Regions from separate parts of the Homo sapiens genome. Here all the other regions are linked to region 1. Evidence: read pairs that join two places in POLR2A ChIA-PET (ENCODE). Cell type or tissue: HepG2. All regions are shown on one strand. Links, peaks and the distances in the headings refer to the core of each region. The heading gives the core; the rest is flanking DNA.

Evidence for each region. ChIA-PET counts read pairs that join two places held together with the same protein. Peaks named below come from ENCODE experiments on the same cell type or tissue, not always from the same donor. Only the 100,000 strongest peaks of a DNase experiment are listed, where the experiment ranks them.
Region 2: POLR2A ChIA-PET joins it to region 1 with 11 read pairs; 3 of 35 experiments call an interaction of 5 or more read pairs at or near these places.
Region 3: POLR2A ChIA-PET joins it to region 1 with 11 read pairs; 5 of 35 experiments call an interaction of 5 or more read pairs at or near these places.

Annotation. Positions count from the first base shown.
Region 1 is chr4:123,644,159-123,654,693 of GRCh38, forward strand. It overlaps LINC01091 (long intergenic non-protein coding RNA 1091), which reads left to right and starts at 5,833. Exons shown (of 6, transcript NR_027105.3): 1 at 5,833-6,171; 2 at 8,629-8,744. In HepG2, for the core only: no CTCF peak of the experiment used is centred there; DNase peaks (open chromatin) are centred at 5,733 and 6,063; H3K4me3 peaks cover 1,836 bases.
Region 2 is chr4:123,500,299-123,510,833 of GRCh38, forward strand. TRC-GCA2-1 (tRNA-Cys (anticodon GCA) 2-1) reads right to left here and starts at 8,623; the gene lies at 8,552-8,623. RefSeq lists enhancers at 1,384-1,885, 5,243-6,090. In HepG2, for the core only: no CTCF peak of the experiment used is centred there; DNase peaks (open chromatin) are centred at 4,953 and 5,553; H3K4me3 peaks cover 1,342 bases.
Region 3 is chr4:123,595,289-123,605,823 of GRCh38, forward strand. No RefSeq gene overlaps it. Among named protein-coding and RNA genes, the nearest start is that of LINC01091, 49 kb to the right of the region's middle. RefSeq lists enhancers at 4,746-5,040, 5,008-5,653. In HepG2, for the core only: no CTCF peak of the experiment used is centred there; DNase peaks (open chromatin) are centred at 4,023 and 4,913; H3K4me3 peaks cover 979 bases.

The DNA.
Region 1 (10,535 bases), core at 3,499-8,498:
TAGTAAGCTAGAACTGTATGTCTCTTATATTAACTACTTTGCCAATAATTATTGTTCATTAATTTTTTACCGTTTCTCATAATTTCGTCTATTCCTCTTACAACTCTATGTCTTATATATATTTTTACTTTTAACCTTCTTCTGGTACATGCTTTCTTTTTCTCTCAGAAGTGATTATAGACAGTGAGGCCACTAGATGGGAGGGAGGAGGGCAAAGTTTAAAAAACTAACTGTTGGGTATTATGCTCACGATCAATTGTACCCTAAACCTCAGCATCATGCAGTATACCCACATAATGAATCTACACATGTGTGCCCTGAATCTAAAATAAAAGTTGAAATTATAAAAATAAAATAAAATCCTATATTCCATCTAAAAACAAAACAAAATGAAAAAGAAGTGATTTTATTGCTTCAGTGTTACTTGGTGCTTAGGCACTCAATCTAGGTGGGAACATAGATTCCTACAGAAGATTGTTGGGCCAGGCCTTATGCCCCCACTCTATATGAGACTTCATTCCTTGGCAGCCATATGCTGAAACCTAACATCCTTGAGTCCAAGTGGAAAACAGTGATGATAGTCTAACATGTCAGAAGTTTGGACACACAGTTGTACATGTAATCAGCTTTATATATTTTAAAACATAGGTCAGTTCTATTTGTTCAAATACACTATAAAAATAAACTTTTTCTCATATAGAAGCTAAAACTAAAGAAAACTATGAGTTCCTTGTTTTTGAGAGCTCTGCCAGCATCATGTCAGATTGTGTTAATGAGGATCTGTACTTTTTAATAGACTGCCCCTAGTACCATGTAACAATTGGAATCCAGTCATTCTCAAGAATTTCAGGAAAAAAAAGTACAATCCAGTTCAGAAACATGTCTCAAGGAACAAGAAACTATTATTTATTTAGTGCCTATTATATGCCTGACGTTGTGCTAGGCATTTCTTGATAGATTTTAAAACTTAATCTTCAAAAATCCTTGTATAGTGAGTATTATTACCCACATTAACAAATATGAAACTAAGCCTTGGAGAAATTAAATAACTTGCACAAAGTTACTCAGCTCCTAGAAGCCGTGCTTTTTGCCCTCAGTATATTTAATTCTACTAAGTTACACTATTGAGGGTCCTGCTGGTGATTGTAGAGACATTAGAGACAGTGTCTCACTCTGTCACGCAGGCTGGAGTGCAGTGGCACCATCATAGCTCACTGCAGCCTTGGACTTCCGGGCTTAAGCAATCCTCCTAAGTAGCTAGGACTGTCCTAGCTACACCTGGCTAATTAAAAAAAAATTTTTTTTTAGGGATAGGGTTTCACTATGTTGCTCATCCTACTCTCAAACTCCTGGCTCTCTCTCTCTCTCTCTCTCTCTCTCTCTCTCTCTCTTTCTTTCTCTCTCTCTCTCTCTCTCTCTCTCTATATATATATATATATATATAGCTTATCTGAAACATAGGAACTTGAACTTAGAACTTTCTGAGACATACTAATACTGATTTCTTTTGCATCATTTAAAAATTACTATCATTCCTCTTTGCAATATGTCTGATTTACTCAGGAGTGAGATACATTTATCAAGATATCCCTGAGCTAGAAATGGAAAAGTTGGGTGTCAGGCTGCCTTCGCAAAAGTGAATCCTTTTAGATGATAATTCTTATGCAGGTAACTAATTAAGGACATGTCTCTAGGAGAACCCAATGATTTCATGAGCGAAGCCAGGGAAAGAAAGAGAATAAGCCATGCAAAAGTGCTTTTTTTTTTTTTCTTGAGACAGGGTGTCGCTCTGTCACCAGGCTTATATAGATGTGTACATATATATGTATACACACACACATATATTTGGGCTTTTATATGTGTGTATATGTTTATAATATATAATATATATGTATGCCTAAATATTAGAAGCTTAAATCAGAAGCTGGCAATTTTCACTGGAAACAACGGAGGGTTCAGTCCAGGTATTCTGCCCCCCAAATGACTCTTTGCTCTCCTGGGAGGGGAAAAGGGAGTTGATACTGAGGGGGATGCTGAAAGGGCTTCATATGTGGGAAGCGATTGCCCTTGTCTCCCACTTCCTCTTAGGGCAGTGGTTTTCAAGGTGTGCCTATCTTAATCATAGGAGAATATTTCTCTTTATTTTCAAAATACACAAATGTGTGCGTCTCTACTGCGAATCTTTTGAATCATAACCATGTGGGCCAGTGGAGAGGTGTAGATAAAAGTAATATTAGCTTGTGCAAAGTTACTTTTTCCCATCTTTCTATTGTGAAAAAATTTAAACATACAAAAGAAGTTTAAAAAGGTAGTACACTGACACCCATATATCTACACCCACATAACTCATCCACATAACTGAGATTAAGAAACCCTCAGGTGATTCTGATGATGATTTTACTCTAGGTCTTGAAACCTGCATCCAATCAACTTCCTCTTGGGCTGGATCAGGGATAGAGAATGGCCTTGCATCGACCCACGTCTCCGCAGTCGTTAAGTGCATCTTGGGATTATCTTTCTAGATGAGCCTGAGGACCAACAACCTCTAGTGACTTCCTTTTAGCCTGTTACATATGTCTCTGGAGTAGTCATGGAGAGGTTATTGGGTTGGAGCTGGCAACCGAACAAAAGTCATTTGCCCATATTTGACTTATTGATATTTCAAGAGCACATGTTATTATGATCTTGAAATAGGTAGTTAAACACAAATGTTGGATTATAAACCAATTTTTAAAAAGTATGTGGAATGAAGAAACTGAAGCTTGGCCTATTATGGAAAAAAAAAGAGTCCAAGTCAACTTTTTGAAAGATTCCAGAGCAATGGACTACTTTAGAATCATCTGTCTGAGTGCCTGTATCCTTTTTTCAGAGCCCTTTAAAAACCTGATGAAAGTGCTAGATGTTCTCATTAGTGATTTGTATATAAACCATATAGTTTATTTTGTATGTAAATTCAGGATGGATACTAAGAGAAATTTTTCAGGAATCTGCCAGGTTAAAAAACACGTTTCTATACCTTCCTTCAGTAAAGGAAGGTCCTGGTCTGTTGTGGGACCCAAAATATGAATGAGGTCAAAAGATAGAATTAGTTAATGATGTAGTATCAAGCTTTGGAGTAAGACATAAGTCTTCCCCCAAATCATCCAGTTCAATCCTCTGGAAAACTGAGAGATGTAAAATATGGCAGAAATATTTTATCTAATTTAAGTAGCCATTAAGAGCCCTGTGCAGCATTAGGTTTACCATGAACAGAATGCTTTTAGTTTATTAATTCAGAACTGTTTTCTTACCCAACAAGTCCCTTCTTAAATGTCATTCAGGGAAGAAGTTTTTAAGCACTCAATATCTAAAGATAGTCTATGTCATTCTCATCATAATGTCTTAATTTCCTTTTTAGCAAATTTGACACCAGCATTTGTATTACTTGTTGATTTATTTGTATTTGACTGTCTCCCCATAGAATTTTACCTCAATCAGGATGAAGACCTTGTTTACCTTGTATATTACTGTATCCTTAGTGTAGTGTACAGTGCCATACACAGTTAAAGGCTAAAAAATACATGATGAATGAATGAATGATGAATTTACAGAGTTTGTGGTCAGACCCAAGCTTATGTAATTTTCTTGAGAGCACATAGGAAAGATATCTGGGAAATTACGTTTGTAATAAGTTCTTCTCTTGATGATAATGATGAAGACCATTGTGATGAAGATGGTAACATCAGCTGCCTTGGCAGCTGCTGTGTGGTAAACTGAAGTGAGCAGACCAAAAGAAATAAAAAGACACCGAAAGCACAACTTTAAATGATATCCTTTAATCTCTGGCTGCTGGGAAGAGCAGCCGCAGATAATCTAGTTTGTGTGCTAGGATCCCAAAAGAGCTGACAAACTATGAGCAAGATTAACTCTTAAGAAAAAAAAAGGTAAAGTCTCTGATAGCAACAGGTATTGTAAACAGTGGTCACTGTTGCTAATGAGAGAATGGGCTTGCTGTGTATCTGGGCCACAAAGACCTGTGCCTCTCCCAGGCTTCCCAGTGAGTCTTGTGAAGCGGCCCTGTCAATACTGGTCTTTTCCAAGGGGAAAATCCAGGAGATCACACTCACCCATTTCTAGCTATTTTCTTATATAGCTCTAGTTTACTAAGAAAGACATTCAGAGACATTTAGTGTAATTATTGTTACTACCTTTTCTGCCATTAAAAATTATTTTATATGACTTAAAAGTGTATACTGTGTAAATAAAACTTTTTTCCACATGTCTACGGTACCTGGCAAGTCTCAGTTCATTATTTGTTGAAATGTTCACCTTAAGCATTAGGAAATCTGCATATTTCTTGCTATTTATCCTTAAAACAGAACAAAACCTCAATTAAAAAAAAAAATTAGCTGGGTGTGGTATCTCATGCCTGTAATCCCAGGCTGAGGCAGGCATATCACTTGAACCCAGGAGTTCTAGACCAGCCTGGGCAACATAGTGAGACCCTGTCTCTACAAAAAAATACAAAAAATTACCCAGGCATGGTGGCATTTGCCTGTAATCCTAGTTACCTGGGAGATTGAGATGGGAAGATCACTTGAGCCTGGGAGGTTGAGGCAGCAGTGAGCCATGATTGCACTGCCAATGGGAGACCCTATCTCAAAAAAACTGAAAAGGATTTAGACGTGTGTGAAGTTCATTCTACAATTCAGTGTGACACTTTTATAACCAAATGAGTACCAATACCCTTATGAACACACATATATAAAGGAAAGAAAATAAAGAGAGAAAGAAAAAGAAGAAAAAGAAATGTGGTTAGAACTCCTTGTTTCATTTTACTCTGACTTGATTATTTCCCAGGCCCAAATCTAGAACTGGAAGGTGGTAGCTTATTGTATCAGAGGTTAAGCTTGTGGCTTTTATTTCCTGCTCCATCTAGAACCAAGATGTCCAAAGAGTATGTTTGGAAGGACTTTTTTTTTTTTTTAAATGATTTCTAGCTCTGTCTCTAGTCAGAGAATATGGAGGAGTTTGGGCCAACTCCAGAAAACAACTTCAATGTAGAAAACCATGGAGCGCAAGGTCCTGCTTCCATATATTTATTTTCGTGGAGCAGGTGGCAAGTTCTCAAAATAATTTTGTCTGTGAGATACAGATATTTCTGGGACATTTTCATAACCAGCTTCCTGCAGTAATTAGCTTCAGAGCTGGAGTATGCTAGAAACTACTGGGCCCTGGGCAGTGGTTAAATTAGGTGTGAACGTAAGCTGGGCTGATCTCCATTGTGTAGTTAAAAACCAAAGGTGGGCACAGAGAGAGTATTTGTTCTGCCCTTTCTTCACCCACTGCATTTTCATTTCCCCTTTCTCTACTCCAGAGGCCTAATAAAGGACTCTAATGTACGATACTCAACACAGCTTTAAAACATCCACGCAGAGTACAAAATTGTAGTAGGAATTTGGGTTTTGTTTTTCTTTTGAGTTTAATATGACTTCCTAGGTTCAGCGTATTTTGTAATATATTTCTTAAACCGCAGGATCATGAGGGCAAATTCCCTTGGGGGAAAGTGGCTCTGTGAGTTGATTAGCACCGTTTGCCTGCTTCCTAACCCTCTTCTGCTCAGGTATTAGTTGTTCAGACAGCTGAGCTTCAGCTCAGCTCTCCAGGTCCTGCGCTCCATTTTAATGCAAGCCAGTGATGCAAAGTCCCCGGCTTGGCTTGTCAGAACTTGATAGCTCTGTAAACACTGAAATCCTTGTTGCCATAACACCAGGAAAAATAATATGGGCTCCTGCATATAAATATAACGAAGGCCTTGGGGAATGGGAGCATTTCTAAATGACTTGAAGCTCTGTCACGGCATAATCTCTTATAAATAAATGTCAGTGTAGTCACTGAATGCAGACTGGATTTTTGCCTGACTACGGTGCTCAGCCTTCTAGACAATAGTTATGCTAAGGGATTATCTTTTAACATTGTGCAGTTATCTCCTTTGTTTGTTTTCTTTTTTCATTATTCACATAAGCCAAGGGAAATGAAAAGCATCTTATTTCAGGCAAAAAGGCCTGTGAATGATTAACTCTGGTTCCATGCGTTGGGACTTTGCATAGCAACCCCGTGGCTTGCAACGACAAAAAAGCTCAAGGCAGGAACAGCAGCCCAGGGACCTGAGACCAGCGTTCTCAAATGAAGGTGGTGAGAAACAGATTAAGTATAAGCATTGTGTTTATGGGTAGAATTCTCTGTAGCTGGCCCATTTAATTTGGCATTCGTTTTACTGCACTTTTCTTGGTGAAGATGTGTTTTGCTGACCTTTACTCTTGCTTTTTGAATACATTTGAGAATTCAAGTGAAACTTGGCCATGATTATGGCATAATGTGGTTTATGTCACCATATTTTATGGGTTCTCCCTAATACTATCCCAAACTGGGCTAACTCTGGCTAATTTTATATTTAAAAATGGAAATAACAGATAGCTTCATAATAGCATGCAGGTTTAATTTTAGCTCAACTAAAACTTTGTTGGTAAATTTTGGCACTCTTGAAATTATATATAACAGAAAGCATTATATGAAATAAAGATAAACAAATGGTGTGATTATGTAATTCCAATTAAAAGCCTATAAGTATGTAAAGAACCCAGATTGTACAAATATGAAATCTGAAATCAATATCAATTCCATATCCTTATATAGACATTTGGTGCTTAAACATTTATACAACAAGGTCCATTTAAAGATTCGAGTTAAAAGAGTTAGAAGAAAATGAAATATAAGCTAAGGACAGAAGAAACATTTGAGAATTTAGAAAAAAGCAGTATAGTTATAATTGAGCCAAAATATTTAGGACACTTAAATTTAGACTGCAAGTCAATCCAGATGTTTATTTATTAATGTTAATAATGTTTCCAGTGTTGTTATACAATGCTAAATCCCAGGGGTTCTGCTTCTGAGTTTAAAGACAAATGCAATGATCTTTATTCTTTTCCAGCTCTGTTTTAATTTTAGGAGCTTTTCTATAGCCATGATTTTCCCATAAATGTGTTTGCAAAATCTCGAGCAGCTCCTGATGTCTTGCAGAAAGTCTGAGTGAAACACTGCTCTAGCAAAGCTTTCCATGTTCTGCATTGCTCTTCTTGCTTCCATGGCAATAAAGAGAGAAACTTGGCATAAGAATATAATCTGTTCCTGCCTGTTTCTCATCTGAAGTCATAAACCTCTGCCATCCCACCCAAGACTAGAATTTCAGCTGGCATGAAACAGCTGTCTGCTTACAGGTTTATTCCGGTAGTAACCAAAGACAAAACTATTTTAATTGAAGGCCCTAGGCTGTTCTCCAAACCCTCACAATCTCTGGGTCATCCCCAGGAAGAAACCATTGAGGAAAAGGTACAAGTTACATTCTTTCTTATAGTTTTTGACACACTGTATATTTATGAAGTTGAGAACATTTTACCCTTCTAATTTGACTACATTGGATGCCATGGAGAAAAGGAGGGTCACAAACTCAAAAGCCCTGAGGGTTCAGGCACACAAACTAAGTCAGCAGAGAGTAGGCTGCAGTGCATGGGTGGAGTGTCCTGTCCGAAGGGGCATCTGCTACTCTGCTTCACTTATTGCTACCATGTGGGAATGTGGAGGCCCAAGTTGCTAGATATTCTGATTTGTCAATAGAAGTTCTCAGTCCTGCTTTTTATGGGAATTCTGCATAGTTTTAAATGTGGGCAATTATTCTGAATAAAAATCAAAACATTATGAATGTTAACCCAAACATGGCTCTGGATTGGATGTCTGGGGCTGCTTGGGTTCAACCCCTAGACTTTGCTCTTGACTCACTACTGGTAGACTTTGCATTTATCATTTGCTTAGGTTCTATAACTGTCAAGTAGCATAATTTATTTACACATTTTCCTTCTTACTCTGGTTAGTACTGCATAAAGAACACAAGTTTTGGAGTTGGGGAGAGATGTAGATTTTACTAGTTCCAGATTTTACCAAATTGTGACTTGCAGCCTCTTAATCCCTTGAAAGCCTCTCTTATGCCATGCAGAAATGAAAACCTATTTTACAGGAAGTTTGGAGGATTAAATAAACTAATATGTAAAATAATTAGCCCAGCCCTACAGGTGCTCTTTGCTTAGTGTTACCATTCTGATCATTACTATTAAGAACAAACAATACCATAAAGTGATCCACTTTAGAAGACACAAGGACTCAATCAGAAAGAGTTTCTCTCAGTATAGGGAGAAGAGCCTCTTTGTAGATCTAACATGCAATATAATACAAAATTGTATCAAGAGCCATCTTCATGTTCTTAAAGAATTTTGGGATTTTGTTGCTAGAGAAGACCTTGAGGAAACAGAAACTCTGACAACTAGAAATGACAGAAACATCAATTTCATCAGAGACATTAATATTTGGAACCATGACAAATAATGCTTTCCTTGAAATTCACTGTGACATATTAAGAACGTAACTTGTTATGAAAATAAAACCAAAGACTATATCTGGAACTATGTTGTAAAGTAAAAGAATGTAGGCTAAATTTTTTTCCTATCCATTTCTGTGGGATTATTTACTTTGGAAATAAATGGATGAAAGTCACTTAGAACATTTCCTGTTTTTTTTTTTTTTTTTTTTTGTACCCAGCCAGATCTGCTGTTAGAGGAGAATTCTTCTGTCCTAGCTGTGTCTCTGTGATCTGTGGATGAGGGTGGGAAAGCACCACTCAGTCAATTGGGGTGTACAAAATGGAGTTTGAGAAGGTAAGTGATGTTTTCTCCATGCTTTCTGTTCAAAATTAAGTGCAATTAAATGCTTTTTTTTTTTTTTTTTTTTTTTTTTTTTTTTTTTTTTTTTTTGAGATGGAGTTTCACCCTGTTGCCCAGGCTGGAGTGCAATGTGCAATGGTGCGATCTTGGCTCACTGCAACCTCCATCTCCCAGGTTCAAATTCTCCTGCCTCAGCCTCCAGAGTAGCTGGGATTATAGGCACCTGCCACCACACCCAGATAATTTTTGTATTTTTAGTAGAGAAGGAGTTTCATCATGTTGGCCAGGCTGGTCTCGAACTTCTGACCTTGTGATCCACCCACCTCATTCTCCCAAAGTGCTGGGATTGCAAGTGTGAGCCACTGCGCCCAGCCGCAATTAAATCTTTAACATTCAAAGGAAGAGACTTTCTTCCTTCTTTCCTTTTCCTGGAACAATGGAAAGTAATAACAGAAAATAAATCAGTCTAACAAATTGTCTAGTGGTAAAAACAAAACAGGGTACTGATGTAATATGGTTCAGTGTATCTTGGGTCTTTCACATGACATGTCCTCTTGCTTAATAAGAGTTCTTTGACAGTATGATATTGAGTGGTGAGATTGTGTAATGGATTATTTGAAGTGTTCATCTATAAGCCATTCATATATTTACTGACAAAACTCTTTTATTTTTAAAGCTTAATGGCAGTTAGTGGTGGTTATATAGGAGTCTGCCATAAACTCCATATCTATATATGGGAGTTTATTTAGTATTAACTCACACGACCACAAAGTCCCACCATAGGCTCTCTGCCAGCTGAGGAGCAAGGAGAGCCAGTCCAAGTTCCAAAACTGAAGAACATGGAGTCTGATGTTCAAGGGCAGGAAGTATCCAGCATGGGAGAAACATGTAGGCTGGGAGGCTAGGCCAGGCTCTCTTTTCACATTTTTCTGCCTGCTTTATATTCTAGCTACACTGGCAGCTAATTAGATTGTGCTCACCAGATTAAGGGTGGGTCTGCCTTTCCCAGCCCACTGACTCAAATGTTAATCTCCTTTGGCAACACCCTCACAGACATGCCCAGGATCAATACTTTGTATCTTTCAGTCCAATCAAGTTGACACTCAGTATTAACCATTGCAGTAATGAATAATAATATCTCCATCTACCGTAAGATAGGAACTATACTAGGCACTTAAAGGACATTGCTTATAATACTCATCACCCTTTATGTGGTGATATGGTTTGGCTCTGTGTCCCCACCCATATCTCATCTTGAATTGTACTGCCATAATTCCCACATGTTTTAGGAGGGACCCGGTGGGAGATAACTGAATCATGGGGGCAGTTTTCCCCATACTGTTCTCCTGGTAGTGAGTAAGTCTCACGAGATCTGTTGGTTTGAGCAGTTTCCACTTTTGCCTCTTCCTCATTTTCTCCTTGACTGCTGCCATCCATGCAAGATGGGACTTGCTCCTTCTTGCCTTCCACCATGATGGTGATGCTTCCCCATCCATGTGGAACTGTAAGTCCAATTAAAGCTCTTTCTTTTGTAAATTGCCCAGTCTCGGATATGTCTTTATCAGCAGTGTGATAACGGACTAATAATACATGTAGGTCTTCACGTCCGTTATACAGAGGGGGTAAATGGAGTCTCAGGTATAAATGGCTTCCCTCAGGGCATGTAGATAATTATAGGAGGCTAGAATTGAGCCAGATTTGTTGTTCTAGGCTCCTCTACTGTACACTTTCTCAAGTATTTTAGGGAATAATTTGTCCCACTTGTGGGACAAATGAATTACTTAG
Region 2 (10,535 bases), core at 2,702-7,701, 140 kb before region 1:
TGGGGTTGGCAGTGTAACAAGCGATTCAAAGTTTCACATAAGAGACCTAATATGAATGTAAATTCATCTATGTCATAATTCAGGGACTCATGGAATCAGACTCTATATCTCAGTTTTGGCTATGTCAGACAAAAAATGTGGCTGACAAAAGATAAAATGTCTTTAGGGTAATTATAGTAATTCCTTGGTCTCTGATCAGGCCTTAAACAAGAACTAAGAACCTTGATGTCATCCTTTTCTTTATTTAAGTGCTCCAGTACAATGGAAGTAGTCTGGCTTATGTCCCTCCATTCTGTTCTATAATGGTGGCCACTTGGTCTGTAAAACCTTGTCTTCACTAAGAAGCATCCTGGTGGTCCCAGTGACTGTATTCTGGTGACTGCCAGTAAAGGTTTAGGCAACCTCCATCACTGTGCTCCCTCCCAATAGTAACCAGATCCTCAGTGCTTTCACATCCAACCAAGTCAGACAACCAATCTCAGATTTCTATTTCCCTCACTTGAAGTACCTCTGTTACCAATTACTTTATGCAGCAGAATTCACTCTAATTGGTTCAAGCAGATACCAGATACTTGGTAGTTAAAGAAGGAGGCCAAAGAACTATGCCCAAGTGGTTGCTACAACAGCTAGGAATGGAGCAGCCCTGAGAAATTTGCTAAGTCCAACAAAGGACTGTTTTGAGCAAAACACTCCTGGCATTGCCTCCTGGTCACTTGGAACCTACAACTCTAGGAACTGAGCTTCAGAAACTCTTCCACAGCTGCCCAAGAAGAATTGGAGGTTTCTGCTTTCCGGGAGACTTGATCTCCTCACCTTGTTCACTTCCACCTTCGAGTTCTGTGTGGTCATGTTGGCTTGGCAGAAGCTAGATTTCATACGGACCTTCACTGCAAGGGAGTCTGGAAAGTGTGGAGTTCATCTTTTGGCCTGTGAAGCACAGGAAGTCAAGCTACAAGAGGGTCTAGAAATGCTGAGGAACTTGCTGGGCATGGTGGCTCACACCTGTAATCCCAGCACTTTGGGAGGCTAAAGTGGGTGGATCACCTGAGGTCAGGCATTCAAGACCAGCCTGGCCAACATGGTAAAACTCCATCTCTACTAAAAATACAAAAATTAGCTGGGCATGGTGGCATGTGCCTGTAGTCCCAGCTACTTGGGAGGCTGAGGCAGGAGAATTGCTTGAACTCGGGAAGCAGAGGTTGCAGCAAGCAGAGATCGTGCGGCTGCGCTCCAGCCTGGGTAACAGAGTGAGACTCCGTCTCAAAAAAAAAAAAAAAAAAAACACAGAAAAGAAAAGAGAAATGCTGAGGAACACAACTCATTGTTCACTTTTACAGGAGCTGTCAAACCTCTGGCCCTATTCTCCATTTAATGAAACTTAGCAGATAGTATAGGCAGGTCACAGGTGGGAGTCAGAGAGGCCATTTTAGCTGTGAGTGATTTCTTCTTAAAGATGAGGAATTTCAAAGGAAGAGTGGAGCTATGGAAGAGGTACTTGTAATTATGATATAAAAATAGAAAGCAGATGTGTCAGACATTACAGCAAAAAAGGAAAAGAAGTCCGTATTTACAAAACAAAGAACTAATGGCATTTCTTTTCAATCTCCTAAGGTATGACAATGGTGCAGCCAAGAATAACAAAGAACAGGAACTAGAAAAAATGAATTGCAGTTTCTCTTAATTTTCATTCATATCTAAATCCTCTGTTCTTGTATATTCAAATAAAAACAGCAACAGGAACTTAGCTTTGGGCTAAAACTGGAAACAATTCAGGTTGTTATACTTTTTTGAAAACAAAATTTAATTTTTTCAGGTTCAAATAAATGCAATTCAAAGTAATGAAATGATAATCATGAATGATAAGTGAGGGGGGAGGACAACATGGTAAAGAGATGAGAAGATAGTAATTAATTTGGGGGAAAGTTCATATCTGCTATGTACAAAATGTTAGAATTATAAACTCAAGATGTGAAAATTAAAAGAAACCTAGAAACCAGTTGAACTTCTCCCTGCAGGCAGAATTTCTTCTGTATCCCTAACAAACGATTCATCTTCTATCTTCCACTTGACTATTTCTGGGAACAAAGAGCAAGCTGCCATCTTGGTCATCAAATGATAAATAAATGTAGTTTGGTATAACTCTTTCTTAGTAAAATTTTGCTGATATCCAGGGATTACTGTTTTTTTTTTAAGTTCTTATATCCTATGTGGTTTGTTCTTTTATTTACTAATATAATTTCAGATTTATTAGACTGCTCAATAGATGTGAAAAGATTTTTTTTAAAAATTCCACTTACAATCAGAATTAAACATATCAAGGGGATTTGTTCCTTGGGTAGTTTTCAACCTTTCTGTCTAAACATCCCATTCAGTACTCAAACTGTTTTCAACAATGGGCACTGCCAAGAGAAAACCGTTCAAACCACCAAAGAAAATAAAATTCATTTATATATTTTAATTTAATATATTATATATTGAAGACAAAAAGGCAGGGGAAATAGAATGGTTGTTTATAAAAGTTGACTTACACTGATTTACCTGTTACTGAAATAATTATCAAGTGCAGTGATATCAAACCCCAACATTAATTCGGTTACATACTTATCATTTACTGTGAGATTTACATTTTCCTACTGCGGCAACTGTATTGGTCAAAACTCTTTTGGATTGCAAATGACAGAAAAATCATTAAAATGGCTTATTTATTTTACTTTATTTTTTTTTTTTTTGAGAAGGAATCTCGCTCTGTCACTCAGGCTGGAGTGCAGTGGCGCAATCTCGGCTCACTGCAACCTCTGCCTCCCCGGTTCAAGCGATTCTTCTGCTTCAGCCTCCTGAGTAGCTGGGATTACAGGTGTGTGCCACCAGGCCTGGCTAATTTTTGTATTTTTAGTAGAGACGGGGGTTTCACCATATTGGTCAGGCTGGTCGAACTCCTGACCTCAGGTGATCCACCCGCCTCAGCCTCCCAAAGTGCTGAGATTACAGGTGTGAGCCACCACACCCGGCCTTAAAATGGCTTATTTAAAAGAAGGAATTTATTGGCTTACATCACTGAAAAGGTGATTGATTTAGATATGGCTGTATCTGGGTGCTCATATGATATGGTTAATCTCTCACTCTCCTTCTCTTTCTTTCCTATGGATGACTGTTCCTCACTGATGACAGGATGGTAGAGTGCAGCCCCAAGTCTGTATGCTACCACTTATTCCAGCAGTCCCTAATCTTTTTGGCACCAGTGACTGGTTTTGTGGAAGACAATTTTTCCATGGACCTGGGAGTGGGGGATGGTTTCTGGATGATTCAAGTGCATTACATTTATTGTGGACTTTATTTCTATTATTACATTATAATATATAATGAAATAACAATACAATTCACCATAATGTAGAATCAGTGGGACCCCTGAGCTTGTTTTCCTGCAACCAGATGGGACCATCTGGGAGTGATGGGAGACAGTGACAGATCATCAGGCTTTAGATTCTCAGGAGCTGGCAACCTAGATCCCTTGCATGTGCAGTTCACAATAGGGTTTATTCTCCTATGAGAATCTAATGCCACAGCTGATCTGACAGGAGGCGGAGCTCAGGTGGTAATGTGAGCAATGGGGAGCAGTGTCCTGCTGTGTGGCCCAGTTCCTAGCAGGCCACGGACCAGTACCAGTATGTGGCCTGGGGGTTGGGAACCCCTGAGTTATTCAGTTCCACTAGAAAGCAAGAATGGCTTTATTCTAATAATTTCAGCAAAAGTTCCCGGCTATCATGAGATCAACTTGGTTCATATGCCTGTTCCTGAAACTTACCACTATAGACTGAATAGGCTGATGGCAGTCACATGTTTACTGCTGGAAATAGGAAGGACTGCATGTGATGTGAAGTGTACAAAGCCCCAGCTGACAAGGCAGTGCAACCCTGGCTATTTTCTGGGCAAGGCTGGTGCTCTGGTGCTGGACTTCATTTGCCTGAAGGAAGCAGTGCATTTTTCTAACTTGTGTGAAGACATTGTATGGACTAGCTGTGGCCCTGGAGCCATGTATGTGGATGGGGTCGGCCTCACTGAACCACTGAGACTGTGAGTGGGAGAGGGATAGTCCTCTGAATGAAAATTAGGTTCACCTTCTATAAGGGAGAATGGATGCGCAAGCAGAACTATTGGATATACATTACAGAAAGTAATGCCATTACTGTAATTCTGAATCTTGCCTTGTAGAGCAACTCGACTCTTTAAGTCTACTCAACTCAGCTCAACGCAATCCAACAATTATTTTTTATAGGCCAAAGTGTGTGTGTGTGTGTGTTTGCACACACACCTGTGTGCTGGGTAGGGAGGTGTTACCAAAAGAAAAGACCTACCTTCAAAAAGCATAAAGTATTCTGATTTTAAGCCACGCCAACTATGAAAGTTTTTCTTAAATTCGACTCTGTTATACCAAATAAATTAAAAATTATGCAAAATTAAAGATGGTAGCATGTTTCTTTAGTTGCTTTTTAGCAAAATAATCTGTGTATTTCAGTGAATTACACAACTATTAGATGTTCAAATACGATTATATTCTGGTTAACTTACAAAATTAGGAGTTGAAAAATTATTTACTTCATTATATTTGTTATAGATATATCAGTCCTTATTTCCTAACAGTCTGAAATAGCAGCCAAATATAGCTCCTGTAGAAGGTCATCTTAGGTTTTCAGGTGACTTTTAATTACCACGTAGCTTTAAACTACTACTAGTAACTCATCGTTTAAAAAAATTAAATTAGCCTTTTATTTCTGTAAAGAAAACTCACCTTTACTCTCCCTTTACTGTCCTGTAGGAATTTTAACAGGACATGCATTAACTTTAGACCTTAGGGAAAGCACAAAATAAACAGCAAACTGATAATATTATCTCGCCAAAGTAAAACAAGGGATGGAGGCGTGGGGAGAGACGGCGGGCGGTAACTAAGTGCCAAACGGGATTTGTTTTTACTTAAACGTTTACAGAGCATCCGCGAGAACTTCCTTCTAAGCTAAATATGTCATCTAGCACCTGAAAAAATTTAAGTCTGGTTCTTTCTGGATAAAAGAAAGCGCACAGGATTTAAGTGAGTAAATACTTAAGTGAGTAAATTCTTAGAAAAAACAAAACCTAACCGCCACAATTGGACTTTGGAACTTTTTTCCCCCCTTAGCAGCAGGCTGAAATTTTCAGTTCCTCGGTCACTGATCAGGGAATTCTGCGCTTCAGGCTGTGTACACCCGCAAGTCTGGAAGGGTGATGATGATGATGTGATGATGAGTTAGGGCAATTATAACTACGGCAAAAAAAAAAAAAAAAAAAAAAGAGTTCGCAGGGACGCAGCGCTGCCGCCGCCGCCGCCGAGGCCGCGACCACGGCCCGAGCCGGCCACCGCGCGTCAAAGGAGCCATTCAAGGCCCGGCGAGGCCCGGGGGTTGAGAAGTTAAGGAGCGGGAGGTGGTGCGCCGGGGCCGCGGCCGCGCCATTTGCATTTCAATGCGACCCGCTTGTTGACTCAGTGCCCGGCGCTTCCGCAGCTCCCACCAGAATCTGCCTTTGTTGGTTTTAGCTCCGGTCAAGTCCACTTCTTGCATCGGGGGAGCCGCGCGCATTGAGTTTGTGTAGTCAGGCAGAACGCTCGACAGGAAGGAAGGAGGAAGGGGCGCTCTGCGCGGCCATTGTCTGGGCAACCGGGCTTAAGCAGCCGAGTGACTATTTAATCTATAAGGTGCACTTGAATCCCTCGCAAATCCTCTCAGTGTGGAGCGGAGGCACCCAGACAGGGACAGATGGTGCAGAACCCCTTTGTTTAAGAATATGGAAATACGCTTTTTCCTTTACTTAAGGTGGTCCGCTCTTTTAACTGTTGCTATTCCCCCTTGCTGCATTGTCAAGGAGAGGGCATGAGAGACTCATGGGTCTGGTCAGCCCTGCCGAAGCGCCTCCGTATTAAGAAAAAGTAATTGCTGGAAGGGAGTCGCCTCTTTTGGTGAGCCATGAGTACAGTGGAGACCCCACGTACCCTTTTGGTGCCCTTTGCACTTAGGCAGAGAGTAGCCGAAAGAAGTGTGTTCAGAATTCTTGCAAGATTGTTTTTCATGGGCTCCCTCTCTTTCCTTTTTTCACATTAAACATCAAGTTCGGAGGTCTCGGGTTGCTTCCCGTGCAACTACGGGAAAAGGGAGACGTCTTGTCCTCAGGGGGCCCTGCTGCTTCGCATTGACCTCTTGGGCTTGTAAGCAGAGAGGTTGATGGGCAGGATGGCCACTGCAGCTGGGCCGCACCTGTGCTTCTGTGTCCACAGCTGTAATTTAGAGTGTGTTCAACATCAGGCTGGGGAAAGGTACACATAGGTTTGGGGTATTGTAGAAAAGTGGAAGACTGCCCATAGAGCCCTGGAGCATGGTGACATTTCACAAGATAGCTTTTCTGATCTTCCTAACGACATGGAGGACTCCACTTGCAGCGGGACTGGGGATACACTAGGACCATCAGATCCCACCCCCAGTCAGTCTGAAATGAATTCAACCAACCGTCCACACATATAAGTCTCAGTTTTTGTTTAAAACATGCAGTCAGGCGAGGCGCAGTGGCTCACGCCTGTAATCCCAGCACTTTCGGAGGCCCAGGCGGGCGGATCACTTGAGGTCAGGAGTTTGAGACCAGCCTCGCCAAGACGGTGAAACCCTGTCTCTACTAAAAAATACAAAAATTAGCCGGGCTTGGATCCCAGTTACTCAGGAGGCTGAGATGGGAGAATCGTTTGAACCCAGAAGGCGGAGGTTGCAGTGAGCCCAAATCGTGCCACTGCACTCTAGCTTGGGCGACAGAGTGAGCTGTCTCAAAAAAAACAATAAAAAAAAATACAGTCATGGTCCTGCTGGGCTGTTCTAGCCATAGTAATACAAAACAAAGGAAAAATCTGAAGGGACAGCTGTCAGGTAAAAATCAAATTCGTTTCCATTTTCAGTACATATTAAACAGGAAGCAGGTAATTGTCTTGTGGTTTTGAAGGTAAAATAAAGAGGACACATTATAAAATAGATGTTGAAGTATTTTAATCTAGGTGTTTCAGTGTCGGGCATGTTAATACATTTCTGTAAAGAGGTAGATGTCTGTTTGGTCTCTAATGCAAACACTTGACTATGTGAAATGCTCACATCCATTTTTTATTTTTCTTAAAAGGCACTTTCTCTTCCCAACCACGTGGCTGCAGACTTCTTGCTCTCAAGTTGTCCTGACATGCTCTGAGAGCACACACAACATACATACAACACCTGGATCTGTGAATTAATTACTGCCTAGGCTACCACCAAGAAGCTTTCCAAGTGGCCAAGTGCAAGGATCTTCTGTTTCTTATCCAAGTACATTCTTTCATCACGGCCTTGGTCCAAGAATTGACCCTTAACTATGAATTCCTGCTTCATTTCCATTTCACTCAGCCATTTTAGAGCAGGAAAAAGCCAGAAGCAGGTGTCAGCCAGCAGGTGTGGCTCATAATTCATATTTTTCACAGAAGCATCATTTGGAGGGGAAAAAATCTGTCTAAGCTGGTTTCAAAGTTAACTTATTAGTATAAATTTTTTAAAAAAGATAGGCCAGCCTGGGCAACAAAGTGAGACCCCTGTCTCTACAGGAAAAAAAAAAAATTAGCTGGGTGTGGTGTTGCACACCTGTTGGCCCAACTACTCAGGAGGCTGAAGTGGGAGGATCACTAGAGCCCAGGAGGTTGAGGCTACAGTGAGCTGTGATCAGGCCACCGCACTCCAGCCTGGGCAACAGAGTAAGTCCCCATCTCTAAAGAAAAAAATAAAAATAAAATAAAAAATTTGGGAGTGGCGAGGGTCAGTGTTTTTTCTTATAATACATGCTCAGCCGGGCGCGGTGGCTCACGCCTGTAATCCCAGCACTTTGGGAGGCTGAGGCGGGCGGATCACAAGGTCAGGAGATCGAGAGCATCCTGGCTAACACGGTGAAACCCTGTCTCTACTAAAAATACAAAAAAGAAAAAAAATTAGCCGGGCGTGGTGGCTGGCGCCTGTAGTCCCAGCTACTCGGGAAGCTGAGGCAGGAGAATGGGGTGAGCTCGGGAGGCAGAGCTTGCAGTGAGCCGAGATCGCGCCACTGCACTCGAGCCTGGGCAACAGAGCAAGACTCTGTCTTAAAAAAAAAAAAAAAAAAAAAAAAAAAAACATGCTTAAGTGTTGCTTGGTAAACAATTTGCTTAGAAATACAAATGTTAACCTGAGACAGCTTTGCTTGCAGTTTTTTTTTTTTTTTTTTTTTTGAGACGGAGTCTGGCTCTGTCGCCCAGGCTGGAGTGAGTGGCGCGATCTCGGCTCACTGCAAGCTCCGCCTCCCGGGTTCACGCCATTCTCTTGCCTCAGCCTCCCCAGTAGCTGGGACTACAGGTGCCCGCCACCGCCATGGTCTCGATCTCCTGACCTCGTGATCTGCCCCGGCCTCCCAAAGTGCTGGGATTACAGGCGCGGCCTCCCAAAGTGCTGGGATTACAGGCGTGAGCCACCGCGCCCGGCAAAACTCCAGAGCACAGAGGGGGCACCCGGATTTGAACCGGGGACCTCTTGATCTGCAGTCAAATGCTCTACCACTGAGCTATACCCCCACCACTGCTTGTAGTTTTAAAATGTTATAGGTTTTTCCTTTTGCATAGTGAAAAATGGAACACAATGTTATTATTCCATGGACAGGTGTGAGCTTGAGCATATTATGTTCTTTGGCTTTCTTTTGATTTTATGTAATGTGTCTTTTGTTGGACTTCATTACAGTGATGGCCTCCCCCTCTGTTTCTGATTAAACCGTGAAACCTCACACACTCACTGATATTTTTTACTTTGTTTTGGTTAGTAAGTAAGTTTTGGTGATGAGACTATGAAGCCACAAATTCCCTAAAGCACTGGAATTCAGTTAAAAGGAAACTACTCCATCCAGCGAAGAGTTTTGGTTTTAGTTGAACCCGGAGCTTTGTGTTCATTCATAGTTAATAAATAATGCCCATTCATCTAGCCCAAGGGGACGAGATTGGGGATGCTCACATTCTATGGGGTGAAGAATTCCTAGAGTGCCTAAGACCAGTGTGTTATGTGGGACCTCGATTAAAGGTCAGAGAATGAGACTATGTATTCCCATAGGGAAGGGATACTTTAGCAACTGACTCTACTTATGAGAGGGTTCGGCCAGCTGGGACATGAATTCAAAGGCTTTAATTATGAATCAGTTCCCATAAGACTATTATGTCTGGATTGAAAGTGTTCAAATTGAACTGTAATTTTTAGTTTCTGCATTGCTTGCTTGGGTTTGAAATGGAAATAATTATGGTGATTCTCCATACCAGAAAGAAGATTATTTACAAGTGCACACCAAAATTTGCATTCAGGTGTGGAATTAGTTTAGGAAAGCTCTCCAAGTCAGAATCTGTTTTCCCCAAAGTCAGCACAGAGCCCCAGTTGCTGCCTCTGAAAGATTTCTGTCGCATCTTATCTGGTATCTGTGGTGGTTGCCAGTATCAACTGCTACCTCTTTGGAAAGTTACTCCCTTGTCTGTGGTGACAGGACACACTCCTGTTTTTCTCCTACCTCCATGGCCTGTCCTTCTTAGTCTTTTTTGGCCTTTCCCCTTTGCCCATCCCTTACTTGTGCTCTCTGAGAAGTTCTCTCATTGGGAGAGAACTCTTTCCTACATTCTCCCTTGGTGAGCTTTCTGGGAAATATTTCTTGAACACACCTCTACTCTCCTGCCTCAGGGCGTTTGCACATATGATTTTGTCTGCTTAGAATGTTCTTTCCTCACATATGGCGATATGTGGCTTGCTTCGTTGTTTAGTTCTCCAGTGTCACCTTTAGACGAAGGCTTTCCTGGTTATCCATAGAAAATAGCAGGTATCTAGTCAGGGCTGGGACTAGGCGGAGGCAAGCAAGATACCCAGGGTACAGAATTTAAGGAGGCACCCACTCTCATGCAAGGGCAGGGTGAGCACCTGAGAATGAGTGCCTCTCTACATTTAGTGTCCTGAGTACCTCGCTTGCCTAAGCCATCTGGCCCTGTACCCAGTCACTCTCCAGTCTCCTTATTTTTCTTCACAGATGTTATCACCCCCTAACATATGTACATAATTGATCACTGTCTGTTTCCCCACCCTTGCCCCACCCACGCCATGACAGTGTGAGCCCTGTGGGAGCAGGCCCTTGTCTGTTTTAGTTTTTGCTGTATCCCTGGAGCCTAGAACAGCTCAGGACATAGTCAGTATTCAGTATATGTTTATATTTAATTAAATATAATGTATAAATGGCTACCATTCATATTATTGATGGCTCTCAAATTTGCAAAAACAAGGTTTGTAAATGGACCTCTCCCCTTGATGCCCCACAAGCTTTTTAAACTCAGCATATCCAAAATTGCGTTTAATACCGTCTGCTGCCAAAAACCTACCTCCCATTTGAATTCTCTTTTCAGATGAATAGCACCTACATGCAGCTCAGATCAAAATGCTAGAGATGTGGTAACTCAGGCTTGCCAA
Region 3 (10,535 bases), core at 2,225-7,224, 50 kb before region 1:
TGTGGTTGATTTTCTTCTTCATGTCCTTCTCTTCCTTCTTGACTTCTCTTCCTTCTCCTCCTCTTCTTCATCTATAGTTTATCAATGGGGTTATAGTCAATAAAGTGTTCTATGCATTTCTAGTTTGTTGTTGTTTTGTTTTGGTTTGATTTATAGTCAAAATTTTATAAAGGTACCACGAATTCTTGTAAAGTAGGTGAATTATTTTTATTAGGATAGCAATTTCTACATATCTATTATGTTAATATTAATCAATTATAGAATTGATATCAAACATTCTTATTTTTTCTCTAATTGATTTTTCCATGGACTAAAATTATGATTTAGAGTTTTCTAATCTTATGTTGTAGTCTATTTTCCCTTGCATTCCCTATAGTCTCTGCATTATGAAATTAATATAACTTTTGTGCACCAAGAAAGTTATAATCTCATTGTGGATTATATTCTATATCATAAAGTTTATTATTTGTTTTGTTTAACACTTTTGCTTGAATTTAGCCTTGTCCAATATTAATACTGTGAACTGAATTTATGATACTATTACAAATGTAATAATTATAAATTAGATGAGTAAAGAAAATGTAGCTTCTATATTTTTTACATCACAGCTAATTTTCTTCCTAAGCCTTTACCTTGTTAGAAAGAAAGAAAACTAGCAAGGCGCAGTGGCTCACGCCTGTAATCCCAGCACTTTGGGAGGCTGAGGCAGGCAGATCATGAGGTCAAGAGATCGAGACCATCCTGGCCAACATGGTGAAACCCCATCTTTACTAAAAATACAAAAATTAGCTGGGCGTGGTGGTGTGCGCCTGTAGCCCCAGCTACTTGGGAGGCTGAGGCAGGAGAATCACTTGAATCCAGGAGGTGGAGGTTGCAGTGAGCTGAGATTGCACCACTGCACTCCAGCATGAGTGACAGAGTGAGACTCTGTCAAAAAAAAAAAAAAAAAAAGAGAGAAAGAAAGGAAGAAAGAAAAAGGAAGGAAGAAAGAAAAAGAAAGACAAACTGAAGCTTGCCAAGTAATGGTATCCATATCCTTTGGATTACTTATTCTCTTTTCGAGAGAGGTTTTTTGAATTCCTTCTCCTCTCCCTGCATCTCCTCAAGATGACATTGTAGTGTATGAGGTTGGTTAAAGTAACACGGCAGGATCTGACACCATTCTCCTGTTCCTTATTGGTCTCTGTTGTGCCGTGTCTGTTGAGGTAGAACAGATCCTATCTGGGCTTTCAGGTGTTCTGGCATGGGGTTGAGAAATACTCACATTGTGTGTTCATTATTTTTTCTGATGTCAGGTCTGTATTATTCCACCAGGTGGTCTTGCTCATTGGGGTCCAGTGCTATGGCACATATGACCTTCTGGGTCCCTTGCAAACTGCACATGGGCTATGGGGACCCACTTACTAGCCCAGGTTCATGAGCGCATCTCCTCCCCTCTGTCAGTTCATATTGCCTATTTTTTTTTTTTTCTTATCATACTGATATGGCACTAAGCAGTGAGAAGGATTTTCCCTAGCGGCTTGCAGCCTTCTGCAGACTGTGTGGAGGAAGAGGGCTACTAGCCGTGATGTTTTCAGGTTTCCTCCATACTTATTGGAAAGTTTTTATAGTCCTATCCCTTTTTATGTCCATTTTAGAACTTTTATAAGTCATTTTATGCCTTAAATTAGAGCTAAATCTAAAGCACAGTACAGTCATATGCCACATAATGACATATGAGTCAACATTGAACTGCATATGTGACAGTGGTCCTATAGGATTATAATACCATATTTTGACTGTATCTTTTCTATGTTTGGATATGTTTGGGTATACAAATAATCATCTTGTGTTACAATTGCCTGCTGTCTTCAGAACAGTGACATTCCTTACAGGTTTGCAGCCCAGGACACACAAGCGATACCAGCTTAGGTGTGTAGTAGGTTATACCATCTAGGTTTGGGTAAGCACACTTCATGATGTTTATACAACAACAAAACTGCCCAACACTGCATTTCTCAGAATGCATCCTTGTCATTACGTGACGCATGACTGCATTAAAAAGGTGCAGCATCATCTGAACATCTTTTTCCTTTAGAAAGCATATTTACCTCAATTACCTATATTGTTGATCCATCAGCACATCCTGTTGATTTTATCTTCAAAACCTATCCCAACTCCATCTACTTTTTGTCTCCACCACTCCCATCCTAATATAAGCTACCTCCTCTTTTTGTTTGTTTTGTTTTGGTTGGATTACTGCAAGAGCCTCCAAGTTTATCTCCTTGATTCCGATCTACATAGCAGCCAGAGTGATTATTTGAAAATATAAATGAGATCATGTAAATTTGCAAGACTCAACAAAGGTAACTCCTTATACTTGAAATACGTTTAAATTCTCTCTCAGGTTCTAGGTGTCTATATTTTCTAGCCAATGCCTACCTCTCTGGCATCATTTCCTATCCTTCTCTGCCTTGCTGACTACACTCCAGCCAAACCACACTGACATTCTTTCTGCTGTGGAACAAGACAAGCTCCTTCCTGCCTTAAGGCTTTTGGGTAGTTTTCTCTGTCTATGGAATGCTCTTTCTCCATGACTTCTTAAGGCTGGCTTTTTCCTGGTTTTACCTTCAATCATCATATCCTTTGAGAGGCCTTCTCTGACCATCCAATCTAAAGTAGTCTTTCAGTCACACTTTATCACAGTACCCTTTCCTATATCAATCACAGCACATATTATTACCTGATTAATTTTATTGATATATTCATTAATTTGCCTCAAGCAGTGATACATAAGCTGTATGAGAGTAAGAACATGCCAGCCAGTTATCACCAATATTAATAACAGCAAAATAATACAGTATTAACTATGATTCCTCAGTCTGACTCTGTTCTAAGCCCTTTCCATGTATTAGGATCTCTAATCTTCACTGAAATCTCATGAGGTTGTTATTATCATCCTTATTTTTATAGATAAAGAACTGAGGCATAGAGAATTTCAGTGACTTAGCCATAGTCACAAAGCTATTAAATGTTAAAGTTGGGATTTGAACACAGGTGAAGTGGCTTCAGACACCACAGTGCTATGTGTTAGTTACAGAAGTTACAGATCTGAAAGAGAGGAGTAATACTCCTTTCAAATACTCAACAGTTGGGAAGACAGGCAAGTGAAAGGAAAATCACAACAAAACCTAAGTTACATATTACAGGCATCGGAGGAGGGCCACTGCTGGGTCATCTGCATTTGCTTATATAGGAGTAGAAATTGTAGAAATGTGGAAGTAGCAAATGAAACATTTTCCAGTTTAAAGTATATTGAGTAACTGAAGTCTGTAAGACTGAATTCTTTTTCTGAAATCATTTTGATATTGATTTCCCATTCATTTGCCCTGGCAAAGAGAGAGATTATTTCATGAATGAAAGGTGATGTGAGGAGACTGAAAGAAGGTGAACCCAACCATCAGGAGAAAACCATTCTTTGCCTACTTTGAATAAATCGTTTTGAAATAATGAGACATAATTAATGTCAGTGCTTTGGATTATATGAACGTTTGCAAAGATATCCAGTGCAATTCTAATGGCCAGAAATGGCAGTCTGATTACAGTTATGCCAAATAGCCATTCCATGCCTTACAGAATGTAGCAGTAAAATGAAATTAACTGTTGGCATCAAGTAGTAAGACTATGATTACAACCAATAGTGGCCAGTCTTTATTTAGTGCCATGAGCTAGTTCTGAGGGCCTTGTAGGAATTAGCTCACTTGATCCTCACAGCAAACCTGTTGAGATAGGTATTATTATGGAGCCCCATTTTACTGTGGAGGAAATTGAAGCCCAGAAAGGTTAAGCAACTGGCCTAAAATTACACAGCAATAAAGTGGCAGAGCTGGAATTTAAACCCAACCGTACGATTGTGTAAATAAAGCAAACACATAATAACCACTATTCAGTGACTATGTTTGCCTGGTGCTGTGTTAGTCACTTTCATGTAAAGGTGATGTGAGGAGACTGAAAGAAGGTGAACCTTTTCATGTATTGTCTCATTTACTCCTAAAACCCTGCTTGGTGGGTGTTAAACTCATGTTACAGATAAAGAAACCTAGACACAGATAGGATTAGGAAATTTTCCCAAGGTTATGTAAAACCAGGCCTGTCTGACTCCAAAGTCTATAGAAACTAGTAATTCATTAAACTCTTTCTAGTAGCAAGTGGGATACTGTTCTTCCTTCTCAGTAATTATGTTTACCACTTCAAGTTCTTTCCCTCTGGTACTTTTCTTTCATTCTTTGTGTTTTTATGATACACAGCTCAATAAAGCATAATATACAACCTGCTAACATTTTCAGAGCCCAGATGTGTGCTGGGCATTGTGCTAAATTGTTTTCTATTAATTACCTCATTTAATCCTTCCAGCAACCATACATCATAGGTACTATTATTAGCACCTTTTTATATATGAGGCAACTGAAGTTGAGAAAGACGTTTTTGGCAGAGGTTTGATGAAGAGTCTGGTGATGCAATTTTTCTGGAGAGAACATGCAGCATTTCAAAGCCTCATTGCCTTCCTCTGTACTGAGAATAAATGAACCCAGATTCAGAAGTTTTAACATTTTTGAACATTAAAAAATATTCAATATTATTTTAGAATGCTTTTTTTTTGGGAATCAGGGTGGCTTGGAGTTGTATTCTTTGTGGTGTATTTCTTGAAAAGATCCATTGGCTAATCTGGCTAATTCAGGACACTTCCTCTTCCTCTCCTCTTTCTGTGGCTCTCTCTTCTGTTCTCAGGGCAGCCACCATTAGCATGTGTCTACTGAAGGAACAAGTGTGGTGGGGAACAGGGTGTTGGGTCTCTGGGAAACTTATTTGCATACTTCTTGTTACAAAAGCCAACCACATCCTGGTTAAGACAATGTGCTGTCTGATAAACAGACTGCATCCCCCAGTGTCTGCCTGGAGCTCAGCCAGCGTGTGGCCCGCCTTTGTCACAAGGTGCTGTTTATTCTGCCTGGAAGTCCAAGGACAGAACAAACCAGCTAAATGAACCTTTTATTTCTCCCATTCTCTGACAGAAATTCCTTGAGTCAAAAACATGTATTAATATTAGGTTAAGGGAAAAGCATCAGAATTCTCCAAATATGCCTTCCTAATCCTGTGGAAAACATATAAAAAGCTTTGGTTTTCCTCTCTAGCTACAAATTCTTTGGGGTTTGAGAAAACTAGGAAACTTGGAAAATATAGTGCAAGGGCGATATAAAAATCGTGGTTTACCAAGACTTTTTGTTGATAAATATTTCTTTCCACATCTGTTTTCTATGTGTTTCCTTTCTCTTTTCCTCCCTCCCACCCCAGAAAACACAGACAAAAGGAAGTGGAGGCTTAAACAATTAACTGGTGACTGCAGGACCCATTGTTTAGGAATCTGGATAATTGAGTCCTAATTTCTCTGACTCCCTTCACTTTGGTAAATTATAGAAAGAAAAAGATTTTGAGACTCAGTCTCATTTTTGGCAGTTAAGGTAAGAAATCCATCTATGCTTCCGTTTTACTGTTTTTTTTTTCTTTTTCTCTCCTCTCAAAACAATTCAACATTTCCTTCTCTGCTTATTTCAAATCTAAATGTGGTACATATTTTAAGACATATTTTAACCACAAATTTTATTGGTGACTGCAATCACTGAAAGGAAGGTACTCTGTGAACACAGAAATTGTTTTAATGTTTTTAATCAATAATTCCTATAAACAAATTTTGTCTTGAGGAAATAGAATATGCAGCTATTTCCTTTCTGCATTTACAGTGACCTCTGAAATATATTACAACCACTCATCTGTATCTAATCCCACATGTGTGGTGAACACTTTAAGTAACTTATTGACTAGAATCCTTCTGGAGGTATCTGTGGAGGATGATGATAGAGATGATGTTACAGAACAGTTTGAAAAAGACGCCAATTGGCATTTTGAAGGATTACCAACATTTCTAATAAAGTCTCTGAAGAGATTTCTGGCTGCTTAAGAACAATAATATGATAGAGATTGATTATTTTGAGGTTTCGAAGTTAAATACTTGCATGTGGTGAATACTGAGGCTTATTGTGAAAATGAAAATTAGACCTATGTAGAAATCCTTGTGGAGAATGAGACGGTCAGGACTTTTATCAATGCTGCTCTTTATACAACTGCCTCTTTGGAGAAGAAGTCGGTTCACTGTCCTTGTTAAATTTCAACTGCGGCTGATTCTGAATCTTGAGGACCATTATGATGTGAAAAAAGAAAAAAACACTCACTAAAAGTTAATGATCTTTCCCTAATCTTTCAGAAAAGCTGATACTGACTGGTAGATAGTAGTGCTCTGTCAGAATTGTAGAATGAATGAATCAAGCTGATATAATTCACTAACCATCTACCCAAGCCAGGATCTGTGTTAGAGCTTTAGAGACACACCTTGTTTTATTGTGCTTCACAGGTGCTGCGTTTTCTGCAAACTGAAGGTTTGTGGCAACCTTGCATTGAGCAAGTCTATCAGCCCTATTCTTCCCAACAGCATGTGCCCACTTAGTGTCTCTGTGTCACACTGTGGTAATTTTCACAATATTTCAAACTTTTTCATTATTATTATATATATTTTTAAATTTTACTTTAAATTCTGGGATACATGTGCTGAACGTGCAGATTTGTTACATAGGTATACATGTGCCATGGTGGTTTGCTGCAATTATTATTATATCTGTTATAGTGATCTGTAATCATGATCTTTGATGTCACTATTGTAATTTTGGTGGGGGCACCATGAACTGCCCCCATACAAGATGGTGTGTTCTGACTGCTCCACATACCAATGGTTTTCTCGTCTCTCTGGGGCCTCCCTATTCCGTCAGACACACGATATTGAAATGGGGCCAACGAATAACCCTTCAATGGCTTCTAAGTGTTCAAGTGAAAGGAAGAGTTGCAAGTCTCTCACTTTGAATCAAATTTAGAAATGAATAAGCTTAGTGAGGAAGGCATGTTAAAGTCAAGATAGGCCAAAAGGTAGGCCTCTTGTGCCAAACAGCCAAGTTGTGAGTGCAAAGGAAAAGTTCTTGAAGAAATTAAAAGTACTATTCCAATGAACACATTAATGATAAGATAGCACAACAGAGGCCGGGCATGGTGGCTCACTCTTCTAATCCCAGCACTTTGGGAGGCCAAGGCAGGAGGATCACTTGAGCCTGGGAGTTTGAGACCAGCCTGGGCAACATAGTGAGACCCTGTCTCTATTTAAAAAGAAAAGAAAGGAAAAGAAAGTGCAACAGCCTTATGTTGATATGGAGAAAGTTTAAGTGGTCTGGATAAAAGATCAAACCAGCCACAGCATTCCCACAAGCCAAAGCCCCAGAGCAAGATTCTAACTCGCTTCCATTTTATGAAGGTCTGAGAGAGGTGAGGAAGCTGTAGAAGAAAAATTGGAAGCTAGCAGAGGTTGGTTCCTGAGGTTTTAGGGAAGAAGCCCTCTCCCTAACATAAAAGTGCAAAGTGAAGCAGTAAGTGCTGATGTAGAAGTCATCCAGAAGGACTAGCTAATTGATAAAAGTGACCACACTAAACAATAGGCTTTCACTATAGACAAAACAGCCTTCAGTTGGAAGAAGATGCCACCTAGGACTTTCACAGTGTTACAGTAGGTAGTCAGGCAGACATGAGCAGGTCAGGAGAGGGCCTCCTTCCCAACAGGAATGTCAGGCTACCATCAGGTGATGGTCAGGTGGTTGTTAACAGTCTCTCTAAAATAATAATTGATTGCAGCCAGCGCCAGGGAAAGGCAGTCTCCCAATAGATAGAAATATCTGAAACTGGTGATCAGCAGCTTCCTGATAAAATCTAGGGGCTGGGTGAGTGGGCTCAAGCATATGCACTAAGAGGCAAAATATTGGAGTTTAACTGGTATTTGACCTTCTAGGAACATTCGACTGGTAAGAGAACGCCTCAAGTGAGCACACATACATACAACTCCAGTAAACACACCGTGCATGCAGTCCCTCACAAGTGCTGGCAGCCACTGTGCATACGGACAGCCTGCCCAAGGGAAGAAATGGGAGATGTAATGCAGCCTTGGAAGCATGCCAACATATGACTCCCCAAATCAAAGGTCAAACCACGTACTTGATTTTCTTAAGTTGCCCACTTGGCCCTCTTCCAAGCGTACTTCCTTTCATTCCTGCCCTGAAACTTTTATTTTCTTTCCTTTTATTTTTATTTATTTATTTATTTTTGAGATGGAGTCGCACTCTGTCTCCCAGGCTGGAGTGCATTGGCACAATCTTGGCTCACTGCAACCTCAGGCTCCTGGGTTCAAGCGATTCTCCTGCCTCAGTCTCCTGAGTGCTGGGAGTACAAGTGTACACCACATGCCCAGCTAATTTTTGTATTTTTACTAGAGACAGTGTTTCGCCATGTTGGCCATGCTGGTCTCGAACTCCTGAGCTCAAGTGATCTGCCTGCCTTGGCCTCCCAAAGTGCTGGGATTACAGGTGTGAGCCACCGCGTCTGGTCCCTAAAACTTTTAAACAAACTTTCACTCCTGCTCTAAAACTCGACTTAGTCTCTTACTCTGTGTTTTGACTTTTGGTCGAAGTCTTCTGAGGATGTGAGAGTTGAGGTTGCTGCAGACCCAAATGGATTTGCAGCTGCTAACACAGCTATAGAGGAAAAGTCAATGTCTGGCTTCAAAGCTTCAAAGGACAGGCTGACTCTCTCGTTAGGGGCTAATGCAGCTGGTGACTTTAAGTTGAAGCCAATGCTCATTTACCATCTGAAAATCCTAGGGCCCCTAAGAATTATGTTAAATCTACTCTGCCTGTGCTCTATAAGTGGGGCAACAAAGCCTGGATGACAGCACATCTACTTACAGCATGGTTTACTAAATATTTTATGTATACTGATGATCTACTGCTCAGAAAAAAAGATTCTTTTCAAAATATTACTGTTCATTAACAATGGACCTGACCACCCAAAAGCACTGATAGAGATGTACAAGGACATTAATTTTGTTTTCATGCCTGCTGATAGAACACCCATTCTGCTGCCCAGGTATCAAGAAGTAATTTAGACTTTCATGTTTTATGATTTAAGAAATACATTTTGTAAGGCAATAGTTGCCATAGACAGTGAATCCTCTGAGGGAATCTGGATGGATCTGGGCAAAGTCAGTTGAAAACCTTCTGGAAAAGATTCGTGACTTTAGAAGCCATTTAAAGCACTCGTGATTCAGAGGAGGACGTCAAAATGTCATGAACAGGAATTGGGAAGAAGTTGATTCCAACATCATGGATGACTTTGAGGGGCTAAAGACTTGGGTGGAGCAAGTAACTGTAGGTGGGATGAAAATAGCAAGAGCACTAGAATTAGACATGGTGCCTGATGATATGATTGAATTACTACAATCTCATATTAAACTTTAATGGATGAGGAGTTGCTTCTTGTGGATTGATGAGCAAAGAAAGTGGTTTCTTGAGATGGAATCTACTTCTGGTGAAAAATCTGTGAACATTGTTGAAATGACAACAAAAGATTTAGAATATTATATAAACTTAGTTGATAAAGCAGTAGCAGGGTTTGAGAAGAGTGACTTCAATTTTCAAAGAAGTTCAACTGCGGTAAAATGCTATCAAGCAGCATTTCATGTTATGAGGAATCTTTCACGAAAGGATGAGTTAATTGATTTGGCAACATTTATTATTGTCTTAAAGAAATTGCCAAAACTGGCCAGGCACGGTGGCTCACCTCACTCCCAGCATTTTGGGAGGCCGAGGCGGGCAGATCATGAGGTCAGGAGATCGAGACCAGACTGGCTAACATGGTGAAACCCCGTCTACTAAAAATACAAAAAACTTAGCTGGGTGTGGTGTCGGGTGCCTGTAGTCCCAACTACTCGGGAGGCTGAGGCAGGAGAATGGCATGAACCAGGGAGGCGGAGCTTGCAGTGAGCCGAGATCGCGCCATTGCATTCCAGCCTGGGTGACAGAGCGAGACTCTGTCTCAAAAAAAAAAAAAAAACCACCCCAACCTTCAGTAGTCACCACCCTATACAAGGAACAGCTATCAACGTCAAGTCAAGACCTTCTACCAGTAAAAAGATCATGACTCGCTGAAGGCTCAGATGATTGCTAGAATTTTTTAGCAATAAAATATTTTAAAAATTAAGATATGTACATTTTTTAGATATAATGCAATTGCACACTTAGACTGTAGTGTAGTGTAAATGTAACTTTTATATTCACTGGGAAAATTCCTGTTACTCGCTTTATTGCAATATTTACTCTATTGCAGTGGTCTGAAACTAAACCCCCACTATTTCTTAGGTATACTCCTATTTACATTATTTTATTTATTATGATATACATCAAGTAAAAATGTTCTTTGTATACTTTAGAAAAATAGATGTATGAAAGGAATTGCAACAAAAGCAAAAATTGACAAGTGGGATCTAATTAAATCAAAGAGCTTCTGCACAGCAAAGAAACTCATCTGAGTGAACAGACAACCTACAGAGCAGGAGAAAATTTTTGCAATTCATC